Regions from separate parts of the Mus musculus genome. Here region 2 is linked to region 1. A link is a loop called in an ENCODE intact Hi-C map of the cell type or tissue named here. Cell type or tissue: left cerebral cortex. All regions are shown on one strand. Each heading gives the region's core, and the rest is flanking DNA. Links, peaks and the distances in the headings are about the cores only.

What was found. A loop is a pair of places that touch in the nucleus more often than their neighbours do. Peaks named below come from ENCODE experiments on the same cell type or tissue, not always from the same donor. Only the 100,000 strongest peaks of a DNase experiment are listed, where the experiment ranks them.
Region 2: a loop joins it to region 1, with 8 times the contacts of the local background. A loop is called at or near these places in 39 of 42 quality-filtered maps.

What each region holds. Positions count from the first base shown.
Region 1 is chr2:33,343,006-33,358,640 of GRCm38, forward strand. All of the region lies in intron 1 of Ralgps1 (Ral GEF with PH domain and SH3 binding motif 1), which reads right to left. Among named protein-coding and RNA genes, the nearest start is that of Ralgps1, 21 kb to the right of the region's middle. In left cerebral cortex, for the core only: CTCF peaks have their summits at 4,832 (motif pointing left) and 6,292 (motif pointing left); DNase peaks (open chromatin) are centred at 3,188, 3,800, 4,802, 6,286 and 2 more places; H3K27ac peaks cover 2,788 bases.
Region 2 is chr2:33,146,370-33,162,004 of GRCm38, forward strand. It overlaps Ralgps1 (Ral GEF with PH domain and SH3 binding motif 1), which reads right to left. Exons shown (of 20, transcript NM_175211.5): 12 at 12,541-12,667; 13 at 11,403-11,560; 14 at 8,919-8,970; 15 at 201-284. Among named protein-coding and RNA genes, the nearest start is that of Gm13528, 21 kb to the right of the region's middle. In left cerebral cortex, for the core only: CTCF peaks have their summits at 8,536 (motif pointing right) and 10,104; DNase peaks (open chromatin) are centred at 7,268, 8,550, 10,719 and 12,525.

The DNA.
Region 1 (15,635 bases), core at 2,800-10,799:
AATCTGCTCCAAGTTTAAGGCTGAGGTACAGGTTGCTCCTATCTGCATGTGCCAAGCACTGTGTGTCTCCTCGGGGCAACCAGGCCCGGACTCCATCCTGAGTACAGACCAAACCAGAAGCTCTCTCAGGTTGTCCTGGTGGCTCCCTGAGTCTTCCAAAGGATGCTGCCGTGGCCAGGGAGATGGCTTAGCAGGCTGAGGCATGTGCTAATTATTCCAGGCCAGAGTTCAGTCCTGGGACCCACTTTGTAAAATCAGACAAGTGATTCTTTTCAAGTTGTCCTCTGACCTCCACACGCATGCCACAGCACATGTGCATACACACACACATACACAATGTTAAAGTGGGGGATTATGCTGCCAGGCCCACCTTCTTCTCCAGCCCCCTTTGCAGATGGGCTCTCTACACACCAGTACCAGCACCCATTCTGGGGGAAGCACTGGCTAAGCATCACGCACATCTTTGCCACAAGAGCCCCAGGAGGTATAGACCACTCACATCAGACAGTAGAAACTACTCGAATTTCTGGGAAACTGAGGGCTCATGAGTCAAATCCTGGACAGTCTGCCAGAGCCTGATACAGGCTTCCACCACAGCACGGGAAGGGCATGTGAAGCACTTATGCAGGGCAGGGCAGCTGTTATTACTTACTGTAATGTCACTGCCAGGGTTATTACTCACTGTAGCATTGTGTCCTTCCCTCACAAGCTTCTAGTCACAAGTTCCCATTCTCTTTTCCAATGTAAACAATTAGCTTTATTTTTTTGTTTGTCTGTTTTGTTTTTTAAGACAGGGTTTTTCTGTGTAGACCTGGCTGCCCTTGAACTTAGAGGTTCGTCTGCCTGTCTACCAAGTACTGGAATTAAAGGCGTGCACCACCACTCTCTGGCAAACAATTAATTTAAACATTAAACAAACAAACCAACCAACTAGCCAGTGCTCTGTGCTTTGTGAGAATGTGGGCTTCCATTCCTGGGAAGGTTGCTCCCCATAGCGGGCTCCAGGGAACCAAGCATGGGATTCTCCCATCTGTCTTCCCCTTCCCCTGGCCCCAGTCTACCTGTGTAGCCCATCATATTTTCCATGGAAGGCAGACGTTAGAAAGGCAAAAGGCTTGTTTGTGTCTGCCTCCTGCATGTCTCAACATGACAGAAATAGCCTCACTGATGGACAGCAGCTCTCATCTATCCATGTGCAGAAAACGGTTGGAGCAACACTCTCCCATCCAGGACAGGGCCTGAGGCTGCTGAGTACCTGGGTTGGGACTGGGTGGGAAGCAGTGGACAGATAGGCTGGGACACAGCAGAAGGACATCGTAGGCTACAGGGAGGAGTGCATGGAGCAGTAGAGGCAGCAGTGGGGGAGGGGTGCGGGTGGGCTTGCGGGGTTAGGGGTTTTCCTTGGAGGTACTGGGAATCCTCTAATTCAAGGTTGTGAACAAGTGGTAGCAAATTCCATTTCTATTTTATTTTGTGTGTGTGTGTGTGTGTGTGTGTGTGTGTGTGTGTGCACACGCATGTGCATCCTGTGTATATGCTGATATACTCTCAGAGGCTAGAAGATAGCACTGAGTCCCTTAGAGCTAGAGTTACAGGCAGTTGTAGGGCTGGGAACTAAACTCAGGTCCAGGAGAAGAGCAGAAAGTCCTACCAATCTCTGAGCCTTGTCCTCAGCATGTATGCGTGGATTCTGAAGGACTGGGGCAGTCCAGTTTTCCTGCACATGATGAAGTGTGTAACTAGGTAGGGCATTAAAAGGGCCAACATGGGGCCACTAAGAAGAGCCACAGTGCTGGTATGAAGCTGAGGAGGGGTCTTCCGGGTCAGGAGATGGGAGGTGGCCTCAAGCGTGCGAGCACAGCATGGGGCACTGGGTCCCAGAGCACAGTCAGCAGAGGCTCCTTCTCACTGCCTCAGCTGTGTCCTCCCATCTTACAGGTGCTGAGGAAGCCCAGCGAGCAGGACAGGAGCCTGTGTGGCCACAGCATCAGTGCCTGCCTCTGCTCTCCCCTCGTCCGATCACAAGTGAAGGGTTCACCAACCCTTGCTCTGTGCAGGATTCCAGCCCTAGACCCAAGGACAGCAAATACAGCTTGGCCCTCAGTGCCTCTGCCACAGAGGCTTTGTCCCGGACTCTGGAGACAGGACTTGCATGCATTCTGTAAACCTCCTCTGTGGTAGTCTGAATGAAGATGGCCCCTAGCTCATAGGGAGTGGCACTATTAGGAGGAGGTGTGTCCCTGGCAGTGGACTTTGAGGTTTCAGATACCATGCTTCCCATCGTGACAATAATGGACCAAACCTCTGGACTATAAGCCAGCCCCAAATAAATGTTTTCCTTCTAAGAGTTGCCATGGGCTTGATGCTTCTTCACATCAACAGCAATACTAAGACGCCACTCTGCAGATGTAAATACAGTGACTGAGGGAGATGGATTCAACTATTATGTGCAGACACATCTTTTCACATCTGAACTCTGTATCCATAGGGAAGGTGGTATCAGCTGCTTAGGCTGGGCACAGCAGCCTGTACACACAAAAACCCATTCTTCCCACCCTCCCTCGACCTCTCTACCTCTCAGCCCTCCCCACCCTGTCTCCTGCATACACAGGCAAACACACTCTTGCTGCCAACCCTCCTGGAAACCCAAACAATGCAAGAGTAAAAGCAGTTCTCATGATGTAATTCCTTAAGAGCGTGGCAGCTGTTATCAGAACCACAGAACAACCCCGCGTCTTTCTCTGCTCTTTGGGGGTGGGGGGAGTCCCAGAGAGGGAAAGGAAAAGCCCAGATGCAGCCCTGGGTTCTTCCCAGGCAAAGCGCTCCTCAAGACTGTCAGCTCAGGAAAGCACAGGACGGCCTGAGATGAGCAGGCCAATGAGCAGGCCCTAAGGGCAAAGCAGAATGATCACTTTTTCCTAAGACAGTAGAGGCTGTCTCAAAGAAAATGCATACAACCAAGCCTGCCCAATTACAGGAGTGTGATTTCTTCCAAATGTTGCAAGCACGAATGAAAATGGATCCCAAACAGGTTGGGAGAAAGAGCCGCATCCAGGGGTGAACTGGGATGTGCTGTCACGGTCACTGCACTGGGAGCACCACTCTTTGCTGGCTCATGCACAGAAGCTGTGTGGAAGACCAATGGGGAGGAGCCTGAGCCTGCTCTGCTTCTGCCCCTCCTCCAGTACTCTCTATTTTAGAAGTCACAAGCATGGGCCCTCCTGCAGCAGGGCCACAGTGAGTCAGACCTGCTGTGGCCAATGGGCTTTAGAGAGCGCTCTGGGAAAGGCAAGTGAGGAGATGTGAGACACCCATCTTTGTGAAGATGGCTCAGAAGTCTGGGAAGAAGATTCCCTTCTGCGTTGTTAAGGATGTGGGGTGTCTAGATCAGGAGTCTAGTATTCTGGGCCCCTCTCCACTCAATCACATGCTTGATTTTAATGATTCAAAGAACATCTGCCTTGGGACTAAGCAAGCAATGTTACTTCAAGGAGAGGGGTCACAGTCTCTGCCCGGCAGGTGCAGAGATGCTTCTGTGCTTCTCTGTAGCCAAGTCTCCTCCCAAAACCCAAGCCACCCAAGACCCCTGAACAGTCCCCCACTGTGTCCCTGCTTCCACACGGTGACCCTTGCCAATGAAGATTCAGAAACGACAAGGTGTACAGTAAAGGGGTACACGATCCTACACACAAAGCCAGAGAGCCCTGAGCTGGGATGCCTGGTGCTGGCCTGGTTCACAATGAGGCTCTTGTTCTCTTCAGTCACTCCTCCAAGTCCTGAGACCAAGTTCCTCTTCTTGAAACCAGGAGGGTAGGGGTAGGTGGTGGATCTGCAATCACACGTTCATTAACAAACACCACAAGCACTGTCCTTGGCCCCAACTTCGTAACAAGTAGCTGGGCAGCCCCCAAGAGGAGAGGAACTGTGCCAAGAGGATGAGGCGAGTGGGCAGCTGGCAGACAGAGGCACACAGGGTCTGTCACCTGTGAACAGAGGCTAAAGCAGGGGCTCAACCAGCTCGCCAAGCTCTTGCAGCCCCATCCCACACGCTATAGGGCCCTGTTGGGATGAGAGGGGTGTGAATGTCCACAAGTGTGTGAGGACAGGGGACATTTTCACAGCACTCCATAAACTGAGTTTGCTCTCCACTGCATGAAGTGCACCCCCATATTTGCTTTCTCCTCTCCAAACTTTGCTGGAGAAACAAACAAACTTAAAATATGAATGAAATGGTTTCAGCCCTGAAACCCGGGGAAGGAAGACATGAATGAGCAAACAGGACTAGCTTGAGGGAAGGAACTCTGGGTGCCAGGCATCCAGCCTCAAAGTCGGTTCCTTTCCACTAACGGCATCCAGCAATAAACACAACAGCTCAAACCAGAGCAGACCTGGGCAAGGAGTTTAAAGAAATGTGCAGAAGTCACCTGAAGAAAACAATAAACTCTCATTAAAAGGTTTTAAGGGCTTGGCTCAGGGGCAAAGGCTCACGCCACCAAAGCCTGACAACCTGAGTTTGGTCCCTGGGACCCACATGGTAAAGACCTCTGTAAACTGTCTTCTGACCTCCACACACATACACACTCAAACACACACAGAATCAATAAACTTAATGTTTTTGTTAAAGAGTTCTAGGGGCTGAAGATGGCCCCTTGGTTAAAAGTACTCACTGCTCTTGCAGTGGACCCATCACACACACACACACACACACACACACACACACACACACACACACACACCTGCCAGCACCCATGTGGTGGCCCCCAACCATCTGCAACTCCAGTCCCGAAGGATCTGTCGCCCTCTTCTGGCCTCCACAAGTAGTGCATGCACTCAGTACACACATTCATGCAGGCAAAACACCAGTACACATAAAATAAAAATACGTTTAAATCTTCCTTTTAAGCTTTAACTCCCTTTGAGACAATAACATAAATTCATCAATTCTCCCCTCTATACAAGCATCTGAGAGGCAGAGCTGGATCTCTCTGAGTTCAAGGCCAGCCTGGTCTACAGGGTGAGTTCTAGAACCGCCTGAGAAACCCTCTCTCAAAAACCAACAACAAAAAAGCAAAAACAAACAAACAAAAAGAATAAATGCTCAGCAAAAGGGAATAGTTAAACAGACCCCCCCCCAAATTAAAACATTTGAGGAAAAACAGATTTGTGTTTTTAGTCTTAGAAGAAAGCAGCTCTCCCTCAGGGTCACAATAATGTCAGGAAGCCAAGGAAACCAGCGGCCAGCATGGGTGTGTGCGTGCTCTGACTAGCTTCCTGTAGTGTTGGGGATGGAACCTGGGTTCTGCCACATACTAGGCAGATCTTTGGCTACTGAGTCACCCATCCATGGCCCACCTGGCAGATTTAAATGTTAACAAGCTTAACTTCAGGATAGAAAGGGAACATGGAAAGACCAAAGGCAGCCAGTAATGCCAGGAAAAGGTTTGTGGGATCACGTGGCAGGTGATGACTGAGCATCTCTGATGTGGAAAGTCCCCTGGCTGGACTCCTGGCAGACACGGCACCTTCAAGCCTGGAAACATGAAGACCCACAAGAGCTGAAAGCACAGCACGAGGCCATGGCTGCACTCAGCATGGCAGGGACCATCAGGACAGGCCACCAGGCCTGCACCAGGAAGCCACAGACTCCAACCCACACATGCGCTTCTGTGCCCCATTACACTGCATCAGACAATCAAGACATCAGGACTTACAGACAATGAAAGATGCCCACAGCTCAGGCGCCTGCTCACATCAGCACACTCATCCAGCCAACAAATGTTTGCCCAAAGTCCTATTTGTACCAGGTACTATCCTGGATTCCAGGGACAAAGCAGCAAGCAAGAAGCCGGAAACCCCTCAGTAAACAGCAAATAAGGCATTCAGTAAATACACGGCTTGTCAGCAAGTGATACTAGATAAAGAGGAGAACTAGAGAGGCCCATGAGCAGGGCAGGGAGAACTGGCTTCCAGTTGGCACATCTCACTAAGAAAGTGCTTACACAAACACATGCTTGAGGCTGCTAACAACACATGCACACACATGATGAAGACATACAGAAAACCTGCTACACAAACTAACAGCCCTGCCTCCCAAAGAAACTCCAGGTGCACTTAAATGTCTACCGTTTTGTATACTTCAATGCTGTCTATTTATAGTAGGTATGGAAAACACTTGGAGCAACACAGCACCTAGGGGTAAAAGTAGTTGCACACTTGAAAGGCAGCTCACTGGATTAAAGACAGCCTCTGGGTAGGGAGGCTGGAGCTCTGTGTGGCAATTTGGTGCCACCTGGTGGCCAGTTGTTTAAATAAATACTGGTATTCCAACAGTGCCAAGTCAGATTCACCAAGGTGTACAATAGTATGAAGCTATGTCTGCCCTCTGAGCGGTGACAATGAGGGACTAGGATGTCAGAGTCAGGGTGGAATTTGTTTAGCTGGCTTGAATTTTAAATCATATGTGTCTAATGACTCACTTATTTTTATAAATTAACTCATTGTAACTGACAACAGTTGGCAGTTCACCACTGGACTGAGGTGGAGAGAGAGGGCTGGCAGTACAGAGCCAGAGCCCAGGCCATTAGCAGGGAGTCTGGGAGACTCATACAGGAATGCCAGGCCTCGGGACACAGGTTCCTCAGAATGTGGGGGTGCCCAGCGTGAGGCCAGAACCTGGAGTGGCATGTAGCTGCTAGGGCCTCTAGAAGGGAAACAGAGATCAACAGAAGAGGGTTTTATGCTTGTCTGGGTGTTAAATCTTCAGGCTGCAAGGAGGAGCCACACACAGCCAACCCATGCCCAACTGTCCCTATGGAAGAAAGCCATTTTGGCACAGGAGAGGGCCACCAGAAGCACTGGGTACCTGACACAATGGCAGAAGCAGAGGAGCTAGGTGGGGCATGCAGCTCAGTCTACCAATGGGGCCTAGTGCAGCTCTGTGTTGGAAGCTGTGTGTTAAATGCTTACAAGTTTCTTAAAACACCAGAGACCTACTGTGTAGGGATGATGGCAAGCTGATGGAAAAGGCTGGAACACACCCCAGGAAGGGGTTAGGACATGAAAGGAGGGACAAGGCGAGGAAACGGGAGCTGCATTTCTAGGATCTTCAACACAGGCAAGGCAAGCATCGGGGCAACGTCGCTCTGTCACAGAGAGTGGGATAAAAGGCTCAGTTGTATCTGCTGGGGTTGGGAGCTGTATTCTTTGAGCCTGAGTTTGGCACATGGAATAGGAATCCCCTATGCAACAGTGGCTGAAACTACAAGTTAGTACTATCACAAAAAGAATGAAAGAAATGGGGTAGCAGCCATGGCTAACAGCTGGTTTCATACCCCGTGCAGAGACTTGTTTAGGCAGTCTATTGGGTTTGGCTGTGCATTATCTTCTCAATTAAAACAGGAAATCTATTTTTTATTAAGAAAATTTTAAATTAAGGAACATTCTAGATAAGTAACTGCACCGTTCTGTCATTTCTTCTTCTGAGATTGTATTTATAAAGGCTGGTGGAAGTGAGCCTGAGATGAGCTGATCCCACCTAGGCCGTGTGGCCTGAGGGTGAGGGGGGCAAAACATAAAACTACCATTCTGGCACCACAGGCTCCGAACAAAAAGCAAGCCCGAGATGACCACCAATCAGACACCATGTAGGCCTGGGCAGGCAGATCACACCCAAAACATCCCCTGCCTGGTGCCTGGTGCCACACTGTGTGGCCAGGGCATAGCATTTCTGAGACCACTCCTAAAATGACCCCAGACCAAAGATGCCACTAAGGAGCCAGGAGATGGTGGAGAAATGGAAGAGAAGCAAAAGATATGTGTACAATGAAGAGAGGCAGACTCAAGGGTAGTGAGGGACAGCCTGACATGAATAGCCAGGGATGCCACCTAAGACTATGCTGAGGTCCTGGCCTGTGCTGCCACTGAGGGCCATGTCTGAGTCTGTGTCCCTGCAGCAGCAAGGGTCTGTTACCACCAAAGACTAGACAGACATCCCTGGTCGGAGCTGCCTCCCAAGACCATGTTGGTGGCTGAGAGCTGTGCAGAACTGGCCCCACCCCTTGCCTGGACACCATGGGAAAGCTACTAGCCCTAAGGGCGTGAGAACAGGAAAGCTGACCCTGCCCCTAGTCAGCTATAGTACTCAGGAGAGCAATCCCCACCCCCACACATCATCCCAGGAAGCACAGTGGAGCTTCCCTGGTTTCAGGAGTCACGGGTGACCTGGTCTCGAGGGTATGAGTATGGGAAAGCTGGATCTGCCGTTCATCTCCCGTGGCATGGATAAGAGAGAGATGCCCTCCATTGCCCCCTACTGCAGGTAGGTGAGCTGGCCTCTAGGTCATCAGAGCAGAAGAGCTGGCCCTGACCCTCACTTGCTGTAGCACTCAGGAAAGCAGGCCCTGCACCTTGCCTGGGCAGCACAGTAGAGCCAGCTGTGAAGGCATGGGTGAGCCAAACCCTGATAGCATGAGACAGGAGAGCTGTATCTACCCCTTGATCACTGCAATACTGGATGATCTACTCAGGACAGGGCTAAAGAGCTTGCCCTGGTGGTGTGGGTGCAGGGGAGTTGGCAGGCTGACCAGCTCAGATACCACTCAGGTCCAGATCCAGGGCTTTGAGTTGGCCGATCCCACATGTACCCTACCAATGAACCACTGGAACATGCGAAGAAGCCAGTCCTATAGATACAAAGCTCCAGGAGCTCTGTGACACAGGGCAACAACAGGATAGTCAAAAGGAGACCCACTGAGGTTCCAGGATTGATAGTATAGCAGAAGCCAGAGGCTTCAAACCAGATCAAACATTCACTGCAACGAACATTTGCAAGCAAAGAAGTATGGATAAAAGGGTATACTGTGGGATATACTATAGCTTTCACAACAAGATATTTTTCTTTTGGAGAGATTACAAAGGAGGAAGGCAGGTCCCAGGGGACAGGGAGATGAGTGGGATTACAGTACATGATGTGAAATTTACAAAGAACCAATAAAAAGTTTTAAAAAAGAAAGAGGATATGAGATAATGGTTAGATCATACTGTTCCCACATGGCCCCTCCCATTTCTAGGCACTCCACTGCCCCTGTGTCTGAAACAAACTCTACCCACTGCCCTATAGGACTCAGTCAGATGTGAGAACATGCAGAGTTTGCTCAGAAGGCAGCTGTGGGTAACTAAAGCTCTTAGGATAGGGCTGTGGGTGATGCCTGAGTGACCCTCTTCTGGATATCTTGGAAGGGTGGCCAAGAATGCGGCCACGCTGTGACCCAATCCAGTAATGAAGATGACACATGGTCCATCACCTATTTAATGGGTGCTGTAGGAAGTCTAGATGCAGTGTCAGCCTGGAGATGGACACACAGTAGGGACATTTACAGGAGGGTTGCCAAAGGAAGAAGTGGCCTTTCAAATAAGGCACCACACCAAGAATGGATGAGGGAAAGCGGCAACCCTCTCTGCCAAGGCTTTGCTCATAGCTGTGTGCAGGGTATCTTCTCCCCTGTTCACAACAGGCTACCCATGTGGGATAAGCTGGTAACCTGTGACCTCACTAGGGACATAGATCAGCCCAAAATGCCCTGGGGTTGGCAAGGCTGGGAAACTTCTTCCAGCTTGCAGGCAAGTGGGTGGCTACTACACCTCTCAAGAAACAGTGCTAGTGAGACAGACAGCAGACAGCAGAGAGGAGCCCATATGCAGAGCCAGGCTGACCTGGGCTAACCCACTCCACTGCTTGCTTGCTATACGCTTTCTAAGAAATCCACAGCTGAGTCCACGTCCCTTTATGCCCCACATGGTAAACCAAAAGAGCTTTCCAGCATCCTCCTTGGGAACCAACCCCACACAGGTGGCTATGTTTTAGGGAACACACCTACATGCTACATCAATTGCCCTTCCACTCCTCAGGATCAGGGCTGACAGGAGATGAAGCTAATACAAGAACCTGGAAATGCTGTCCTGACACGGCCTTTAATATTTTAGTGGCTGTTCCTAACCAAACAGAATCTTGACACTTCAGGAAACACTCTGCCTCTTCCCATACTCTTTCCTTAAACTCGGGGATGGGCACAGAGAGGTGGAAGCTGGGAGCCAGAGCAGAGCCCACGTTGGTTTCAGTGCAGTAAGTTATAAGCAGCTACTGTGTGAGAGACACTGGGTAAGACACAGCTGCCTTCAAGGAGATTCGAGCGTCTAGCCAAGAAGGTAAGGCAGAGCAGACTAAAAGATACAGATGCAAAGCATGGCAGGATGCAGAGTGTAGCCAGGATCATGAGAAGAGGCTCAACAAGCATCGTGAGTATTAAAGGAAAGAGCGTCCATAAACTAGGGTGGAAGGAGTGGGAGGGAATGGCCAGCACACCTACAGTGCCTAGAAGGCAACAGTCATGCCTGCACATCCTTGGCTCCCTCACCCCCAGCACTTCAGAGCCACCCAAAACTTACATGGTGATCTGAGCTCTGGCCACGGGTTTATGGCTGAGGCAGCTCAGGGTAAAGAAAGGAGCTGACCTGGACATGAGAACTCTCTGTGGTGAGTACACACATCCGACGGAGCGTGAAGACCAGTGTCTGAGTAGATAGCAACAGGAACAAAAGAGCAACAGCTGTCAGAGTGGCCACAAGTGTGGACCAGGAGGGAACAGACAAATGGGGAAGGAAACTCTCAAAAGGAGAACCAGAGGAAACCCAACCACAGCTTGATCTGGGACAGAGGAGCCTGTGCCAATCACACTCTGTCACCATAAGACAACACCAGAGGTGACAGATTTACAAAGAGAAAATATTTGGCTCATAGTACTTCAGTCCAAATAAAGCGAAGGCAGAATGTCACCAAGGGTCCATCAAATTAGGGCTAGGAGGCAAAGCTAGGAAGAAAGCAAAACCGAGGCTCCCATAAGGCTCACTGCAGGAGAGTAGCTCACTTGTCCCCCTCAGCTCTTTTTCAAGCAGCCCTACCTCCCAACTTCCCACCTCAGAGTAGGACCTATGGCTGAAAGGCATGATGACCTAGGGCCTGGGGTCCATCCCAAGCTCTCAGGCTAGCAACCCTGGGCCAGCCTCTCCACACCCACGCTTTGCTCCCCTGACAGCACCCCCCTCTCTCCCATCTACAAGAGCAGGCAACACAGACTCTGGGCACCAGCCTACTTCTCTACCAGCTACCATGGCCCTCCCTACTCCTCCCTCCCAGCAAACGCCACCCGACCACTGAGGTGGCACTGACAGGTCCTCAGAATCTCCTCCTGACTAAGGCTAGAAACATGAGGCCCTTTACCTCAAGTCAGCTGACAGGGCTCACAGCCCCTCATCTAAACCACTTTCTCTAGCCTTGGCATTCCCTTAGCCCCTTGGCCTCTATGAAGTCTGTGTCCTCGGTTCACTGACTGCTCCGTGGAAATCAGAAGTCCAACTGCCAACTTCTCCCTAGCTTCCCACTACTCTGCTGTCCCATGGTCATGCACACTAGCATACTAAGGACGCCCACCCTGATGAACACCACAGACCCCTCCTTAACCCTACTTACACACTGGCTACTCCACACAGCAGGCCTCCAAACAGGCAGAACGACCCTTCTGTTATGACTCTAGCCTTGGTGCACCTAACTTCTTCATCATCTGCTATGACCAGTTTATATTTTTTCAAAGATTTATGACTTATTATTATATTTAAGTCACTGTAGCTGTCTTCAGACACACCAGAAGAGGGTGTCAGATCTCATTGCAGATGGTTGTGAGCCTCCATGTGGTTGCTGGGATTTGAACTCAGGTCCTTCAGAAAAGCAGTCAGTGCTCCTAACCACTGAGCCATCTCTCCAGCCCCCAGTTTATATTTTTTAAAAGCACTTTTTTTTATGAGATATTTTCTTTATTTACATTTCAAATGTTGTCCCCTTTCCTAGTTTCCCCTCCAAAAACCTCCTATCCCCTCCTCCCTCCCCCTGTTTACCAACCCACCCAATCCCACTTCCTGGCCCTGGCATTCGCCTATAATGGGGCACAGAACCTTCTCAGAACCAAGGGCCTCTCCTCCCATTGAAGACTGACTAGGCCATCCTCTGCTACAGATGCAGCTAGAACCATGAGTCCCACCATGTGTTTCTTTGGTTGGTTGTTTAGTCTGAGGGAGCTCTGGGGGTACTGGTTAGTTCATATTGTTGTTTAAGAGCACTTTCAACATACATAAATTTATTTGTAAATGTACACTCTAAATTACACTTTACATTTACATACATTATAAGATGATTACAAATAAAAGATTATAGAGATAAAGATATGAGAATGTTAAAAATAATTGTATTTTACTCATTTCTGAAGTACTTTAGTAATAAAAGAAATTTTCTTAATGTCTATATAAACTTCTTCACAGAAGTACAATGTATGCAGAAGTGTACATGATACTCAAGGAATTCCCACTTCCAATCAGTACCTGTGTGGAGCCCCCACAAGTCCACGTGACCCTTCCATCATGACTTGCCTATAAGGGGCACACACTACTGTGGGTTGTTAGTATGGATTCACCTTGTCTCCTCCTAATCTATACAAAGGGTGTGTGCGCGGGAATGAACACTGTGGGTCACCCAGATTTCCCAGCTGAGCTGGTACTCTAACCAGGGTCACCACTCTACAGGATCCTAACAGGATGTGTGCCCATCCTACAACTGACAAGCTCTGGCCTGGCTTCCCATTTGGGCAATTAGTGTCAGCGCTGCTGCCAGCACTGCAGAGCAAGGCTTCTGGGACATGCCCGCCTGCCATTATGTGTGCCAGTCTCAGAGCTGGCTTGGTGCCACATGGGGGTGAGGGTTGTTTCTGTTTTTTCCTAGTGGCTATGCCAGCTCACATTTCCATCAGCGGGAATAGAAATGTGCGACTCTGTAATGGTGCCATCATTTCTCCTTCATGTTTACTCTGGTAAAGAGGCATTCACAGGGTAAGCACAGTCCCTTTAGAGAAGGGATCAGTGACAGTGACAGGGCCCTCAAACTTACAGACCTGAGGTGAGTCAGAGTAAAATGTAGTATTGTTGCCACTTCTGCCTAAATATCATTTCTTCATAAAACCCGAGGAGAGGGGCTGGAGAGATGGCTCAGCAGTTAAGAGCACTGACTGCTCTTCTGGAGGGCATGAGTTCAAATCCCAGCTACCACATGGTGGCTCACAACCATCCGTAACGAGAAACGAATAAAGAACCTATGGGCCAGAGCAAACAGGGCCAGAGCAAGGGGGAGAAAGAGGGGAAAAAAGCCTAAGAGAAGGTACAAAAGCCCTGTGGGGAAGGACAGGCAGGTCAACCCAACTGTGAGACCTATACAAAAAGACGGGGTATATACACCCCAAGAGCTGGAAGCAATGTGGAGGTCCCCCTGGGGTGTATGCATGCTGTTTTGAGGTTTGTTTTGGGTTGTTTTTTTGTTTTTGTTTTTTTGTTTTGGTTTTTTAAGACAGGGTTTCTCTGTGTAGCCCTGGCTGTCCTGGAACTCACTCTGTAGACCAGGCTGACCTTGAACTCAGGAATCCGCCTGCCTCTGCCTCCCAAGTGCAGGAATTAAAGGAGTGCACCACCAATGCCTGGCTATTTTTAGCTTTTTGCACAACTAACATATAATAAAGATTTTTAAACCAGAATTTATGTGTCCCAAACTCACCCTTTACAATTCTGGAATTGAGTGGTTCTCCCATACTCCACAAGAGCTTGGTCATCGCCTCTTGCTAACTCCAGAGCACTCTCACCACTGTCCCCCAATCCACACACACAAGTCACCACCCACCACCCCTCTCCAGCCCTCCAGTCACTGACCCACCTTCTGTGTCTAAGGCTCAGCCTCTTCAGAACACTTCATACAAATGGAATCTAACAGACTGCTGCCTGCAGCTCAGGGGGTCCACACCCTGCCATCCTTCTAGCCATTCATTAGCTGGTAGGAATTTCTGGAGTGTAGGTTCTATTACAATGCAGCTATGAACACGAGGGAAAGGTTTTTATCTGGGCATCTGTCTCTTGGCTATACACCTCAGAGTGGAATGGCCTAGGTCACATAGTAACTCAAGCGTCAACTGTTTCAACGTCGCTGTTTTCCAAAGACTAGAACAAAGGTGCCCAGTAAACTGCTCCACAGAGTATATGAGACAGTATCCCTAAGGAACTACCCTGAAAGCAGCTCAGGTGGGTGGCATATCTGCACAGCACTATGTAAGCCAGAGGAACATATCCAGGCACACTGGAGGGCTAGAGATGGCTGCTAAACCTCTGCTCTTTGGAGAGCATTCACATGCAGGAGTTTTGTTTTGAACCGGATTCTGTTCCTGCCTTAACTGTTGACTTCATACTCTGTCTTCTTTCAATAATTATTTCAGGTTCTCTGTTACAATCACCGTCCTGGAATGGTTCCACTCGGCTGGTCCTTTCCCATTGTCATGCCTATGCACGAGACTCTGGGTCTGAGTCACCTCCCAGCTGCTGAGCTTGCCTTCTATCAGATTTCCCCCAGGAACAGTGTTAGTGTGGGTGTAGCAAAAGCTACACATAAAAGGTGAGTGCCGGACTGCCTGAAACTGGTACCTGTTACAATCAGATGTCAATCAAACCAGCCACTGCTCCTTCCCCACAAGTGGATGGCAGTGCCCACTGGCCCCAGGCAGTTCCACTCTGCGTGAACTCTGTCAACAGGGTGTTCTTTCTCTCAAGGGCTCTTAGGCAAGGGCTCACATTACGTCTTCCTTTAAAATTGAAATTTCACCTAGATGTTAGGTGTTGGCACATCTTTGCTATTTTGTCTGGTTTACAAGGAGGCTTATAACCTACAAATGGAGTCTTTCTCTGGTTTAAATTGAGGACTCCTTCTAACCCATCCTGTCTTGGTCGCCAGCCTAAGCACTCCAGAAGACACACACTGGCCCTCCTCGTGCAAACATCTCCTCCATTTCCATCCTCCTTGTCCAGGATGCTCAGCAACCATGGCACCACTTCTCACTTCTGATGATGGCATATGTGATTCACTTTCTCATGTCCTTTGGTCAGCACATTCTTTCTCTTCTCGCCTCCTCTCTCATCTGTCAGGACACCTCTGACTTCCTCAAGAACTTCCTTAGGGGCTGAATCTTCTTGCTGTATCTCTATAGTGTTACTTTTTCTGCCGTTTCTACCTGATCATTCTTTATTTGCTGGCTTGCTTGTTTTGAGATAGAGTCTCACACTGTAGCCCAGGTTGGCCTCAAAGGTCTTACGTTGGATGGAAAGACCAGAGCTCTAGCAGCCATCTTAGGCCATGAGGCAGCCTCAGGCTTAGAAAGCACTTTGGTCTCTGACCCAGCATGCTCTGATGCCCTTCTAACTTCCCACACCTTAAGAAGAAACTTGTAGTTTATGTCTTTGTTTTTGTGGAGTGTTTTTGTTTGTTTGGTTGGTTTGGTTTGGTTTTGGTATTTGAAAACAGGCTTTCTCTGTGTAGCACTCCCTGGGTGTCCTAAAACTCATTCTGTAGACCAGGCTAGCCTGAAACTCACAAAGATCTGCTTGTCTCTGCTTCCTGAGTATTGAGATTAAAGGCATGCATCACCCTTAATTCCCCCCAAAGCCTCCTCCCCCAGCTTCTCTTATGTTTATAACACTTATAACACAACTATGGTGCTTTGAAT
Region 2 (15,635 bases), core at 4,690-12,689, 190 kb before region 1:
TCCAGTCACCTGGCCAATTCCCATCATTCTTCTAGCACTGTTTTCTCTGATGGTCACCTCCTCTCTCCCGGAGGGCCCCATACCTCTCTGGAGCAATTTTTAGCACCAGAGATAGTGTTATGATACATCTGGCACAGAGCCTTTCCCTCAGTATACACCCCAAAACCATCTGTCAAATGAGAAAATGAACAAATGTATACCTGTAGACACAGCTCCGAGTTCTGGGAGAATTCCGAACTGGAACCCGCCAGTTAGGTCCCAGCGTGGCATAAAGACGTCCCCTGCTTCAGAGGAAAGGGAGTTAATTTTAGTCAGTCTGGAAAACCCAGCTGATCCTTAAGGAGGCAAGAGCATCCCAGACAGTGTAGGTCAGCCCAGCCCCTCCCCGCTTCCTCCTTGGGTTCCTTGCTCCCACCACAGCACATTTGGGATCTATCTGGAGCCACCTGGCCAGGGAAGACTCTTCCCTCCAAGTATCCATCTAGGAGAGCACGAGGGTCTCACTGACAATTTTATCAACATTTTGACTGTTCACCCTTCTCCTGGATCCTCCAAAGAGAATCTGAGGTGCGCTGTTGAACAGAAATGCCATGCTGTCCACAGGCTCCAAGACAAACGCACGCACAGCATAGAATGGTAAGCAATCTTGCACATCTGGCCAGGTCACATGCAGTGACATTCTCCAGGATGCTTCTGGATCCCGTTGCTACACTTCACCTCTGCACTGGCTCCTTGCTGGCTCCAGTGTCCTTGAAACTGCCTCTGGAACTTGATGGCCTCCAAGGGCTCTGACTCCAGGGCCTCCCTGTGGGCTTGGCTTGGCTTCTCTCCCCTGCTCCTCAGTCAGGGGAGTGTGACACTTCAGCTCCACTTCTTTGGGGTGTGGCAGGCACTGCCTAGCCCTGTCCTTTCCTATGAGGCATACTCTAGCTTCTGTGCTTGATGGCCAGCGGATGACAGAACTGTCGGTATAGAACCAGATAACGTCTCTCCTTGTCCAAATGTGTTCTCTGTTGTCCCCAGCTAGCCTGGGCTGCTGTTTATTGCCAGTGACTCTAGTGTATGTGGCCTGAGGACTGCCTCTCATTGAAGCCATGAATATCATGCAGACTAGGTGTCTATCCTCCAACTTAGGAGACATTCTGATTGCCATCTTGGGTCTAATATTCAGAAGCCCAAGTTCAGGACTGGTCATCTGTGTTGGTAGCTCCAGGATCACCCTCTTCTGTCCATCAGCCTTTCCTTTTTAAGTGCTGGTTAACCCAAGTCCTTGAGAGAGCAGGTCTCTGGGTGGTCACAGGCTCACCCTTGCTCTGTCCCCTTCTCCTCCATCCACAGCAGGCTGGGTACATGCCGATTCACTCTTCCTTGAGACCCATGCACCTGCTGTAATTGCCAGTGGGTGGAATGCATAGGTATCACTACTCCCTGTCCCTGACACATGTCAGCCCTGGCTGACCAGCCGCTCTCCTTGGTGGCTCTCCTTCCCAGCCATTGACAGGGATTTCAGAGCCAGCTCTGACCACAGAGTTTTCTCAAGTGCTGTCCTCTGTAGCTCTCTGTGCATAAGAGATACCCCTTCCTCTGCTAATCAGGACTCCCACTTGGGAGTGGTAGCTTCCCCTCTACCATCCTCTTGCTCTGAGGTGGTAGAACTTAAGACTGTCTGAAGTTGCCAAGGTGGCGAGCAGGAGGCACTGCCTGTTCTGTGAGGTCACCTGGGGCTGCATCCTTGACAAATGTTGCTAGAATGGACAGAGAGCAACCTGAAATCCATGACTTCCGAGCAGTCTAGGCTGGTAGGCAGTCGGCACACAGGCCCTTTCCAGGGGAGTCCAGTGTGAGAGACACAGAGCTATCTCACTCACTTGAGGTCACACAGACAGACCAGAGAGGCTAAGGCAGTGGTGTGCGTATGTTGGACTCATTGTGCTAGTCCAACAGCATTGTATTATCCTTGCTGTGCTTGTTCAAGCACAGCTCTTATCCTTCCCAAAGGGAGAAACTGAGGTTCAGCAAGCAATGAGGAGCTACTTGTCCAAGGTATAAGCCTCCTACACGAAGATTTGAATAAAGGTCTGCCTGACTACAGTTCAAACTCCTCATTACACCATCAGACATGATCATTTTACAGCTCAGAGAGGCAGGGGCTGAAACACTGGGGCCTACTCTGGGCACTGGGTCCATGCCTAAATTCTGTGCCAGACCTGGCTAACATTCCACTCTCCTACGTGCTGCTACTTTGAGTGTCACAGCTCCCACAGTTGTGTCTGTGTCCATGTCCATGAGGCTAAACAGCCAGGAAATTCTTAAGTGTGAGGATCTTCTCGGGTCGGGTGGGGCACTTCTCAGTTCTGTGCTCTGCATGGGGCTGCCCAGCACTTCAGCATCTCTGCCTTGTCAGATATTTACAACGTGCCATCCGCATGCTTTCGAGAACACACCCACCCCACAGAAGGGGTGATGCTCTCATGTGTACTTGAGATGAAGACACCGAGGCCAGAGGAGATGCTGGCCTGCTGTTGAGATGGAGGTGCAAGTGTCTAGTGAAGGCCTGCTTCCAACATGGAGTGAAAGGCTTCACTGTCCCACAGGGCGGGTGAACATCATAGCCTGTCCCTGCAACCATGTGGCAATCCCAGGTGTGAAAGGGCAGCATAATGGTGGCCTTTCCCCATCCCTTAGAAGAGAGTCAGGGCAGTATCTACCCTTTTCTCCCCATGAGCTGGGGGAGGCTTGTGCCAACCTGGAGCAGCCAGATCTTCCACCCCAGGAACTGGGCAGCCCGGGCCCTCCCTAAACTGCCCTAAAATACCACAAAATGCAGAACAAATGTACAACAGGATTTAATGAGCCCCCAAAATCACAGGGCCCCAACTCCACAGCCGTAGGAATCTTTCCTAGGATCATTCTGAGAACATGTAGCTGAGCACACATTCTCAGACTCCCTCCATGGATTTGAGGTATACCACACCAGAGGCTCATGGGATGTCTGTTCTAGGGAAGATGTAGGCAAGCAACCAAACAGAACAGCTTCCCACAGGGTTCCTAAGACAATGACAGTGACGATGATGGCGATTAGATGAGATGATGGCTGCTGCCAGGCTAGAGGAGGTGGAGAGGATGGTGGGAGTGAGGAGGAGAGGGGGAAGGCAATGTGCTCAGTCAGCAGTATTCACTGCCTCACTGAACCACAGAGCACTACTAGGTAGGCACTGCTCTAGCCCTGCCTCGTAGATAACTCTGAGGCTTACAGGAGGGGAGTCACTTTGCCCAAGGCCACAACACTGGAAGAGGAGCCCAGGTGGAAGCAGCCTGTACCACTGGCCTCATGAGCACCTGGGCTGAACAAGGCATTGATGGGTTCTTAGGTTTGCACCAGGTTGTGGGTGTCTCCAAGTTGAAATTCATAAGGCAGCCTGCTCATATAGGAGGTGGAGGAATAGGAGACATCTAGGTGACAATTATATCTAGGCCCTTGGAATCTTTGCCCTAGCAAAAAGCCATCTTCCCACACCACTCTCCTGTCTCAAATTCCTCAAACCGCACTGGGAGTGATGCGTGGAAAGGCCCACATGGTTCTGTGCACTAGCAGTGCTGACTTCCCAGGCAGGCCCCACAGAAGCCACCAGTCGCACTGAGTCACTTACAGGTGAGTCTCTCTCATTCGTGGGCAGGAAATGCCAACCTGACTCCCAAGGAGCCCCATCTGAAGGACTTGACTCTCCTTGTGCACATGGCCTTCTTGGGTAATGTCCTGGAGTCACTAAATAGTGCCTAGAAACCACACTGGTAAAATGCTGCATATTTCCCTGAGTGGCCGAGGGTAAAAGAAGCCAGATTTCTCTCCTGGCCATCAGGACTTAGGTCAGGCTGGAAATCGGCCTCAGTGGCTGCGTAAAACCACCGCAGGTGTCTAGGCACTGTGAGGCATCTAATACCCTCTGTGTGCTGCGAGGTTCAGAAATGTGGGATGCAGTAGAAACAGTAAACACCCCAGAGATGCAGCAGGAAAGACAGGCAGGCAGAAGGATGGCCTATCCAGTTCCAGACACTGGCTCTGAAGGAGTTAGAACGTGAAGCTATGGGCTCCCCATGAAGCAGCTGCTGACTGACAGGACACAGTCTTGATTACCATGGCTGAGGTGAAGCTCTAAGCCCAGACCCCTCTGCCCAGTCTTCTCCAGAGGAGTCTGCCAGGGGCCTCACTCACCTCTAAGGAAGTAAAGCAAGATATGGTGTCTTCAGAGAACCATATAATTAGTTTAGCAAGTCAACCAACTGGGTCGCCACCCAGTAAGCCTGGGCGAGGAAGCTCAATCCATGCACATGGGCGAGCCCACAGAAGCCAGAAGCCAGGGAGCCCTAATGAGGGCTGAGACCCTTCCTGGGCTCTGAGTTCTGTCACTCACACAGGTGGGCTACAGTGGAGGGAACCGCTTGCTCCAGAGCTGGGCCTAATTCTCTCCAAATAAAGCAAAACTTGGGGTTTGGGAGATTGGACCCATTTCCTGGTGTCCTCTGACCATATAAGGAAGGATGCATGTCTGAGACCATTTTGGGTGGCAGATCTGGCCCTCTGTTGCTACCATGACTCCCCTGTCGGCTGCTCTTGTAAGAATGGTGTGTGATTCCACTAAGACCAACAGGAAACCTCACCCAGGGCAGAGAAGGACTTGCATCAATGACCTTACAAGGACCCTCCCCAGACTAGTGCTACCATAGTAGCAGTGATTGGTGTAAACCGCCTTCATTCCAGTCCATACAGAGTCTATGAATGGCAACCTGAGGCCCTTGTCTCTGGCATCTTCTTGTTGGGCAGAAGCACCCACTATGGCACACTGCTAAGAGTCCACACCCAGTTCTCCTGTAGCAGCTCCATACTTGGGCTGAGTGTTCATCATGTGTCTCTCTAATGCACAGCCAAGGAACTCAGAGGCCTCTGACATTACACTTCCTGGTCTCAAGCTAGCAGAACATAATGTGGAGGGAGAACCCTCTCCTGTAGAAGGCCCCCAGAAACTCTGAGCATTCGCAGGCCACCCTTCCAACCCCAGGTCATGACCTAGAATCTACTTTGTATCCTCACGCCCCAGGACCATCACAAAGGCTCACCAGAGTTCTTTTCATGCCTGTTAACTACCAACTCTCAAGAAGCTGCCTGAACCTGCAGCTGATACAGGGTACTCCACTGGACAACCACTGTGTGTTGGGTGAACTCTTGTGTCCCAACTCCCTGCAGGGATAGAAGACAACCCACTATTGTAGAGAGAGCTGTACCACCCCTTCCTCTCTTCCATTAAAGGGACTCACTCTCTCGAGGCCTGCTACTGCTCACCACTGCCCACCCCCACTGTCCACTTCCAACCACCTGGCAATGTCTGTCTGGGAAGAGGGTTGGGGAGGATTTGTGATGAATTCTGACAGACTTGCTATGTCACTTCTTCAGAAACAGTCAGTGAACATTTCTGAGGACATCTTTAGGAATGCCAAATGCCAATTACTTTTCTGAGTAGAAATGAGACTGACACATTGCTGAAGTTTACAGAATACGAGGGTGGCAATCCTGTGAAGCAGAGATAATCATGGCCAAGGACGCTGTGTGTTTCCATATTCCTGTCTCTACCCACCTCATAACCCTTCATTCCTCCTTTAAAAATCTCTTTTTAGGGGCTGGAGAGATGGCTCAGTGGGTAAGAGCACTGACTGCTCTTCTGAAGGTCCTGAGTTCAAATCCCAGCAACCACATGGTGGCTCACAACCATCCCTAATGAGATCTGACTCCCTCTTCTGGTCTGTCTGAAGACAGCTACAGTGTACTTACATATAATAATAAATAAAATTAAAAAAAAAAGAGTAGTTTTTAAAAATCTCTTTTTAGAGGCTGGAGAGATGGCTCAGTGGCTAAGAGCACTGATTGCTCTTCTGAAGGTCCTGAGTTCAAATCCCAGCAACCACATGGTGGTCACAACCACCTGTAATGAGATCTGACTCCCTCTTCTGGTGTGTCTGAAGACAGCTACAGTGTACTTACATATAATAAATAAATAAATAAATAAATAAATAAATATTTTAACCCCCCCCAATATATCTCTTTTAAAAAAATACTTTAGCCCTAAGGGTAATATTTCTGTTTTCATTTTAGAGCCTTTCAATCTAAGTATAAAAGTGGCCGTTGGCCAAGCCCCAAGGCTGCCTGGTCTCTAGGGCCTGAGGCTGTCTAGAACCCAGCCTGGTACTCACCTCCAGGTCACTGAGCGCTGTTGTGCTCTACACAATAAGCTTGTGGGGCCCTCTCCTCAGGGAGGTGGCACACACAATGAGGCTTTCCTCCTACCTTCACCCCTGCAGGTCAGGGCTGTCCGATAAAATCATACAAGTTTGGGCATCCTTACTCTACTCCCTGCTCTGCTGTCTCTCTGCTGTTTACATCGGTGCCTGGCTCTGCTCCACCCTGGCTTGGATAGAGCTCACAACCAGAGCTTGGGGGGCTATGGGTCAGGGGCTACCCAGTTAAAGACTACAGTTTCTGGACTCCATCGCACACTAGCCACACCCCCAATCCCTCTTCATATCTTCATCCCTTTGAGGGGGCCCAGCTCCCTTCTGCACCTTTATCCCACATCTTCTGCCTCTGCTCTAGCATGCAATACGCCTTATAGTATCTGTGAGGATCTGGCAGGGAGGCTGTTTCTGGCAGATGCTGGCCTCTGGGACCGGCCAGGGGGAGACCTAGAATCCACTCATCTATGAAGAGGGGCATGTGGTCTGGAGGAGACCTGGGAGTGCACAGAGGATCCAGTGGGGCTGAGCACTGGCTGCCTGAAGGTTAGGATGAAAGGGGCTCAGGAAGTGGCAAGATGGCAACTGAGCTGTGAAGAGACAACGTGGTGCTCTTCTGTGTGCCCAGTCTACAGGAAAGCCCAGACTGTTCAGACTCTCTTTGAAGCAGGCACGAGAGCAGATACACAGTGGGAGCAGACTTTTAGCTGGACCCCTGGGTGAGGGTCAGCTAGCTTCTAGCTCCTCTGGCCTGCCTGGGGCTGGGTTCTGATGAGATGCAATCATAGCCCCACTGATATCTATCTCCTCAGCCAAGAAACAGTAGGCCAAGATCCCCTCTGCAGAGCAGAGAAAAGGCAGCTGGGAGCAGGGCTGTTCAAGGGCTGGGCATATGCATAGAAGAGCCAGGAGGCGGCCAGTGCTCAGAGACAGTTTACTTGAGAGTATATGCTATAGAAATTCAGTGACCTAGATCGTACAAAATACTGCTGCCTGTAGTGGTCATGATGGCATACATTTCCATTGTGCAAGGCATGCCCCCATGGCACCCTCTTTCCTGCTGGCTCCACTCTCAGTCAGCACTGACAGGGCCCACAGAGCCTGCCTACATGGTTCCCGTGCAGGCAGCCGTGCTAACTAAGCAGCTACCGAGTGACTGATGAGAGAAGAGGAATGGATGAGTGAAAGGACAAACAACGGAGGGAACACAACACCCAGGTGTACTGCTGTGGGTCTCGGCACCATGCCTGAGCATGCTGCTGGAGTGGCCAGGGGAGGCACTGGGTTGCCTGTGGCCTTCTTTTACAAGGTGGCCCCAGGAATCCCCACCTGGACCAAGAGTTTTGGAGTCTGTCCCATGGGGCCTGTGGGGTTCTCCTTTCACAGCTATGGGGCAGCGTCAAGGCTGCAGGCAGTCTATGCATGGCAGTGGCCAGACAGAGCCTGTGCACAGGGAACGCCCAGCCTGGGCCAACGAGTCTCTCTGCTCTGTTGGAAGTGTACAGATAGGATGACTTCTGGGCACTTTCCAATTACAGGGACTGAAGCCCTAGCTTCAAAAAAGGAGCGTTCACACCAGGTGCATGTGTGTATGTTCTGTGTGGTGTAGTGCATACCACATGCAGGCGAATGCAGACACCCAGGAGTATATAAATGAATTAAGGAGGTGTCTGCCTGTGTGCATGTGTGTGAGATTTGTGTTTAGTATTCGCCCACAGGTGTGACAGTGAAACTGTACATATGTAACTGGGTATAAGCATTGTATATATACATGCAAATGTGTGACTATGGATGAGATTGGGCATATGTAAGACTGTGTAACCATGGCCATGTCTATAGCTAAACTGTATAACTGTGCACATGAACACATAAGGCTATATAACTTTGTGCATGTGTACTTGTGAGAGTACACAGATGCACACAGTCCCCTAGGCACTGGTGGAGGAACCATCCTGAAGGCCAATGGAAGCCTGCACCTTGGAGATCTTTTTCATCACTATATTTCCCTGTGTGTCCTCAGACTTCTAGTCAGCAAGGTACCTTTCACCACCTGCACTGCCAAGTCTTCCTGGATTCCTCATGGTGGCCCAAGAAGTATTGGGACATGGAATACATGCTGCAGGTGAATTCCTGATGAGAGGCGGATGGGAGCGTGCATACTTGGAACAGATGGGCTGATGGGAGTCACAACCACGCATGGTAGGGTTCAAAAATGTCCGAGGCCTGAGGCTGCACTGGTGCAATACTCTCAGGTATCACTAGATGGAGCCACATGCCCATCTCAAGACTTCCAACAGGCCTCAGGCTTAGAGGTTCAGGATTCATTGCAGGCCTACCAGGCTCCCAGGTTTCCTCTAGCTGGCTTGGACCAAGTGCTCTGAGTGTCAACTGACAAAAGAAGGGAGGGAGCAGGTAGAGAGCCCTTTCTAAGCCTGTGTATACATCCACAAATGCATGAGTGTATAACTGAATTATGAATGTGTCCACCTGTGTGCACGTGTAAGTGTGAGATTAGTGTTTACTATGTGCACACTGAGGTGTGACCATGTAATTATGCATATGTCATGAATGGTTGGGGAGGGGCCCCTGACTCCAGCTCCCTGGGCCCTGAGAGGCCTTGCTGAGGCCACACTCACCTTTCCAGCCCTGCAGACATTTCTTCACTAAACTCTGAGCTCTCACTACTGCCTGGAAAAGGAACACAGATCAGTGAGCATGGCAGCCTCGAAGAGAGGGGCCTGTTTTCCTGGGCTCCCAGTCACTGGGCCCCGGTCCCCAAGCTCACAGCATTCTGACCCTGTGGGTCACAAAAGGAGTTGAGTTTCTGTTGTTATGTCTGTCTCTTCTCTGGGGAGGTTCAAAGAACATTCAGTCCCACCGCTCTCAAGAGTACCCTCCACTCCCTTCCCACTGCCTACCCTCTGGCTTGGAAGGCCAGGGTCCTCACATCTGTCTGCACTGATGCCTGCCTGTTGCCCCACAGGCTCTCCTGAGGGCAAAGGCAGGGTGAGCACTTCTGGCCCAAGGGACAGGTAGATGGATCTGCCTGCACAAGAGATGCACGGAGGCTGCAAGGGGGTGTCAGTGCAGTGCCCTGCCCACAGTCAGTGCAGTCCCCTGCCCACAGTCAGTGCTGTCCCCTGCCCACAGTCAGTGCTGTCCCCTGCCCACAGTCAGTGCAGTCCCCTGCCCACAGTCAGTGCAGTCCCCTGCTCACAGTCAGTACAGTCCCCTGCCCACAGAGTCAGCACAGTCCCCTGCCCACAGAGTCAGTCAGTGCTGTCCCCTGCTCACAGAGTCAGCGCAGTCCCCTGCCCACAGAGTCAGTCAGTGCTGTCCCCTGCCCACAGAGTCAGTCAGTGCTGTCGCCTGCCCACAGTCAGTGCAGTCCCCTGCCCACAGAGTCAGCGCTGTCCCCTGCCCACAGTCAGTGCAGTCCCCTGCTCACAGTCAGTACAGTCCCCTGCCCACAGAGTCAGTCAGTGCAGTCCCCTGCCCAAGGTCAGTGCTAAGGCCTAAGCTGGGATCCTTTGCCTTCCTAGTCTCTTCCAGGCCCACCTTCTAGAGCTGACCATGGTGTGCTGGGCCTGAGTGGGACAACCTGGCTCACGAGGCCTGGTGTTGTTAAGTGAGCAGCACTCGGCTTCCCTCCTGGCATGTGCATCTGTGGGCCTGGCCTCTGTATTGTCTTAGACTATGTAGGCTCTAAAGCTCAGAGCCCTGCTAGAAAAATCTCTAAGACTAAACAGTGGGAAAGGGTAAAGAGCCTGGCCTGAGTAGAACCCCTATTCCCTGCTGTATGGGTTGGAGGTGGGGGGAGTGCAGCTTAGCACGACATCCACTAGGGCACACACTCTGCCACTTTCTCAGACCTTTCAGCTCAAGCAGAAAATGTCCTGAGTTCCCTGACTTGATGAGCCGGAGCCAAGCAATCTTGTGATCTACCCTGGATGCTGGACAGCACAGCACCTGACTGGCTCTCAGGAACGGCAGCCCAGATTCAGGCACAGCTCAGAGTTTCCTGGATATCAAACAGCTGCTCTGAGCTCAACTGTGCATTCATGGAGTCTCATAAGAACCCAGGTCCCATCCTATACTCTAAGATGAGGTCCATGAGTGGAACCTACGAGGCTGAGGGATCAGTGCCCAAGAACACAGCGAAGGCTCAGAAAGAGGCTTGATTACCTTTCCCTAGCTCAGGAGCTTGAACCACTTCTTCCAAGCCACACCTGAGCCTAAAATGCAATGTCCACACTTCCTATACTTTGGCCTGTGGCCAGACAGGATGAGCTCTTCTGAAGACATAAGGCAGGTATGAGACTTCATCACAACATTGCTAGGAGGCAGCTGCCCTGTGCTAAAGTTGTTCCTGACTCCCACACCAGGGACATTGTGGCATGAGATGCCCGCCTGGTGTTCCTGCTGCCTGCTTCTCCAAGCTCCTGGCCCTCTGCCCCACTGTCTTCACCAGGTCCAACAGCAGCCCACCACCGTTGCTAGGAGGACTCTGCTATGTAAGGCAGACAATCACACAGGGACACTGGAAGGCAAGGGCCATCAAGAGAGTACTGGGCTGGTGACAGCAATCATAGGATAGTGTCACCTGTCACAGATGACCTGAGATCTCTGAATGCAGTTCTGAGCTAGCCTCAGCCACTAATATTAACATTTATCTGCTGGCAACAGCAGCCCTGTGTCTGTAACTCCGTGGAACAGACTCTCTGTCTGCCTCTGTCCAGTAGGGTAATGCCATTCCTGAAGTCTTCATCTTCCCTTCTGGGTACAGCTAAGCATACAGCAGGAAGCAATGGACCACCTACCTACTGCTCCAAGCAAGGCTTTGGAATCCCCCTGGGACATAAATGCCACCAAGGTAGCAGCTGGCCTCAGGGGTTGAGGTGGACTCAAGTCTAGCTTCCTTCTTCAATCTGACTGTCCATTTGGGGACCACCAGAAGGAGAAGGCCAAGCCAGGGCTCTTCCTGCAGCAGAAGACTCTTGTAGGGAGCCATTCTTTAAGGGTGAGGGGCCACTGGGCACAGTACAGCGACACAGAGACAGACACAGAGCACAAACTGGGCCTGCTGCCCCTGCCTGTATGCACAGGCCAGAGACGCTTACCTAGGGAGAGTCCGTTGGTGATGGCGGTGGAGGAGGTGTGGGTGAGGCCCCTGCGGGGGCTGCGGGACTCTAGGACACTGTCGTCCAGCAGGTGCCTGGCCTTCTCCGATGGGAATGTCGCACTCTTACTTTCAACTACACTCAACTGACACATCAGACTGGAAAACGGAGAGGAAGAGAGAAGCAGCTCCTTATCCTGGGAGCACAGCGGCGCTGGCCCCAGAAGCCAGAGCCAGAGCCAGAGCCAGAGCCAGGGCCAGGGACTTACTGCTGGAGACGCCTCTGCCCAGAGCCCATTGGTGCACCAGGCTCAGCCTCTTCTTATGGTGTGACCTTGGGCAAGCCACATCCTTTTTCTGAGCCTCAACTTCTCCCTCTGTCAATGGAGACTAATGCTGCTTGCCCTGCCTGTGTCCTGCCTGTGTCTCAGGATGATGGTGAGGCTTGTGAGATGAGGCCAAGGCGACAGGCCCGTAGGCCACCCTGAGGAGCATCAGAGCTTCGTGACCCCAGCTAGATATACAGTGAGCATGGCAGCAGCTGCCCAGAGGTTTGCATGGGTCAGTGAGATGGTGACCATGGGTGTGTGGCAATGTCTGGAGAAGAGGAGGCACTGGGGACCCTACACACTTAGTCCTGTTCTGGCCTCTGAGTTCCACAAGGACCAGCCAAGAGGCAGGGCATCTGTGCCTTAGTGCTAGGATGCAGGTGGAAGGAAGGATGGAAGGAAAGGAGGGAGGAAGGGAGGGGCAAAGGGTGCCCCAGGGGATAAAGGTGTGGCTTTCCCCAGCAATGCTGAGGACGTGTATGTGCCCCAGCTGGGGGCCCCAGAGGGCCAGTGAACCAGCAGGTACTCAGACACCTACTGTTGCCCTGAGGATAGTCTTTGATGTCTGCTGGACTCAGTTCTCCCTAAATGAGCGGTCAACTGAGCTTTTGCACAGTTCTTCACTAGCTACTGAGCCCAGGTCCCTTGCAGGCGGCATACAAACTGCAGCCTGTCGCCTCTGCATTCCCACGCTCACACCAGCCTTAGGAGAGTGTGTCTGCCAAGAGCATCAAGAGTTTCCAAATGAGGATGGGGAAGGGCCCAGCCTTCCTTCACCCCAGAAGAGAGTTTCTCAGTCAAGTCACCCACTTGTTGCCTAGGCTGTGGCTCTTCCTGTGTCTGGGGACTGGCGGTGTGGGGAGGCTGCCGGCCACAGATGTATCTGGACAGGTGGGCCTCCGGCGGAACCTGGCTGAGCTGGAGCCGGCAGAGGGGCCTATGAAAAGACCAGAGAGAGAGAAAGAGAGTTGGCAGGAGTTGTGGGGCTTAGAGTAGGGCAGTGGCTCAGGGAACTGGACTCCAGACTTGTACTATGGACCTTTCTCCAGCTGTTATGTGTAAGACACATGAAGCCTACAGCCATCAGATACTAATCCTTCCCTCCCAATGGCATCAACTCCCAGAGTGAAGGCCTGAGGTGCCCAGGGGTCTAGTAGCTGGGCAGCTCTGCCAGGCAGCCGGCTGAGGACCCACCCACAAGAACAGAACCAGAAGCATAACCTTAAGGCAAAGGCCCTTCCTGGACTTCGCAAGCTCAGAGAGGTACACAGGAGGCCTTCAGCTGGGCCAGCTGGAACTGCACCTATGTCTCTGTCCACACTACTGTCCCTGGCCAGGACATGCATGCTGGCACTGGCTGCTCTGAGGTTCTGCCTCTCCATCACAGGATAGAACAGATCTGCCCTGAAGAGTGGGCTGTCCTTGTGTGTGTCTGCGTGGTCACAGCCGATCTGGGTACCCTACAGTGCCCTGAGTTTCCTCTGGCCTACATTCTGAGACATAGGATGCATCTGCTCCTGGGGATACAGCTAGCGCGGGTGATGCACAGAGTGAGCGAGGAATGAGCAGCACTCAAAAAAGCGTTGTTTTGCTTTTGCCCTAAGAGAAAATTCCAGAGGGTGGAGCCCTTGTTTATCAGCAACTCTAGGAGTGTGATGGCCCCATGGCCTGAGTCACTGTGCTCCCACCCTGCCCCTGCCCTCTAAAGGTCAAATCACAAGGATCCTCTCCTCAGCAGGAGGCCTGAAGTAGAAGCCCAGAGGCCCTGGTGCTGAAGCAGAAGTGACTATGGTGATAATCAGCGCAGGCCACTGCATAACTGGCGTGGTACTTTGGTGCTCTGGGGCTGTACTGCGAGCCTGGAGGAGAAGGCAAGCTTATAGATCTGCTACAGACTGTGTGCAGCAGGCCTGTAGGTTGGGGCGGAGTGTCAGGGGTTCGGAGTGCAGGTGCAGATGGCCTTGAGAAAGGACAGAGAGGTCAGCACAGCATCCACCACGCATTGGTTGTGAGCAGCACTCACAACACTCACGCCCCAGCTTGCAGACTCCAGCATACTTGGGGTATCGGATGTGAGGAGCCCTAGAGCTGTACGGCAGCCACATGGCCACAGTAGGCTGCTGCCTCCCTCCCATGGCCACTCTGAGGACGCTCACGCTCACTTGGCTCCGCGTAGCTCTTGCCTTCCAACTCTGCTCATGCTTTGAGTTAGCACAGCCTCTCAGAGTTGCCTTGGCTGCTTCCACTCAACTCTGGATTCTCTCTCCAAGGCTAGGCCCGGATGCACCCCTTCCCTTTCTGCTTTGGAGCCCTGGGAGGCATGCCTGGCCTCAAATGCCCCTGGACCGGCTGGGAAGAGTGGGCGGGGGCCCCCAGCGGAAGAGCTGTGGCCTCTTGGGCCTATGTCAGGGCTGCTGCTGCTCTCTGGGCTCAAGGTCTCAGCCCCCTCCTCCCCCACATTCTCCTAGCATTGCTGACCAACAGCCTAGGTCTGACGGGGAAACAGAAGAATTTCCATTCGGCTGGGACCCAAATGAGGGGCCTCTGCCAGTAAGTGACACCCTCTGCTACCCAAAAGGCCTCATGCTCCTGCCCTTCTAAGCCTGGGGTGGTGCCCAAGTGACAGTGCCAGCACACGTGCCTTCTGAGCTGGGTGGCCAGCACGCTTGTTGGTCATGTCTTCAGGCAGGATAGGGGTGGTGACGAGCTGGGGCTCTGGTCTACACAGCAGAGTCGATATGGCGTACACAGCTGGAAAAACTGACCGTGTGACTTGACTATCTCAAAGGATTGCTCTATTTTTCCTCAGCATAAGTTTTCCATGAATAATCTTTAAAGCTCCTTAAGTGGCTGTTTCTTCAGCAGTTTTATGGGGCCATATGAGAATTGACAGTTTCTGTAGGCAGCCAGATATGCTGAAAAAAATCTGGTTTTCATTACAATAAACTAACATACTGCCCAACAGACCACTCATTGATTGCAAATCAGGAAAACAAAACAAAACAAACGCCCTTCTACTAACTGCCTCAGAGTGGCCAGCACCCCCATGGTGTGTGGTGACAGAATGGGACTCTGGTCCTGGAGTCAGGGCAGCCTGGGCTCTCATCTGTGTCTGGGCTTACAGGTGGAATGGCTTGGGAGGTCACCTCTAAGCTCTGGATCTACATGAGGGATAAACTCAGTCTTTGTTGCTTCCCTATGAAGAGTCAAACATACACTGTCTCTCTTTTTGCCACAAATGTTTAGGAAGCTCAGACCTTGGGGCTGCCCCTGGGCACAATACTGAAGCTGTGTCACAGATAGGAAAATGTATGATGCTCTACCTGCATGGGAGTAAGAGCTGACAGTCAAGAGGGGAGAGAGGGCAGCCAGGGAGCCTCCCCCAGCAGCACACACATTCTGACGGGGGGATAGTCATGATCAATATGGCAAAAGCACCCCTTCCACCCACAGCATGGCAGGCTCAAACATGCGGACAATGACACCTCTAACGTGGACTTAGCATCTGCTCCCTGCCACAACTAATGGTGCACACTTTGTCCACTTGACATTATGGAAGTCTCACAATATTACAGAGCTTTTGGGAACATAGGGGAGTGATTAGACAAGACTTCTAGAAGATTTGACATTCTGCCTGGTACTAGAGTACCAATGACACAGGTAGAAAGTACAGTGTGTGCAAAGGCTCAGAGGAAAGACCCCATCAGAGACTTGGCCCCACAAAGTAAGGTGCTCAGACTCACATCTTAGGAAGTTCCTCTGGCCAGAAGAGTCACTGGTTGTAGGCATGACTGGAAGCTGCAGGTTTTGAGGGAAAGATATGTACAAGAAGTGTCTGGGGGTTGGCCAGGCAGGGAAGGAACTGAGAGTAACCCTCTGTGTAGAATGGTGTGTATCTGGGGCAC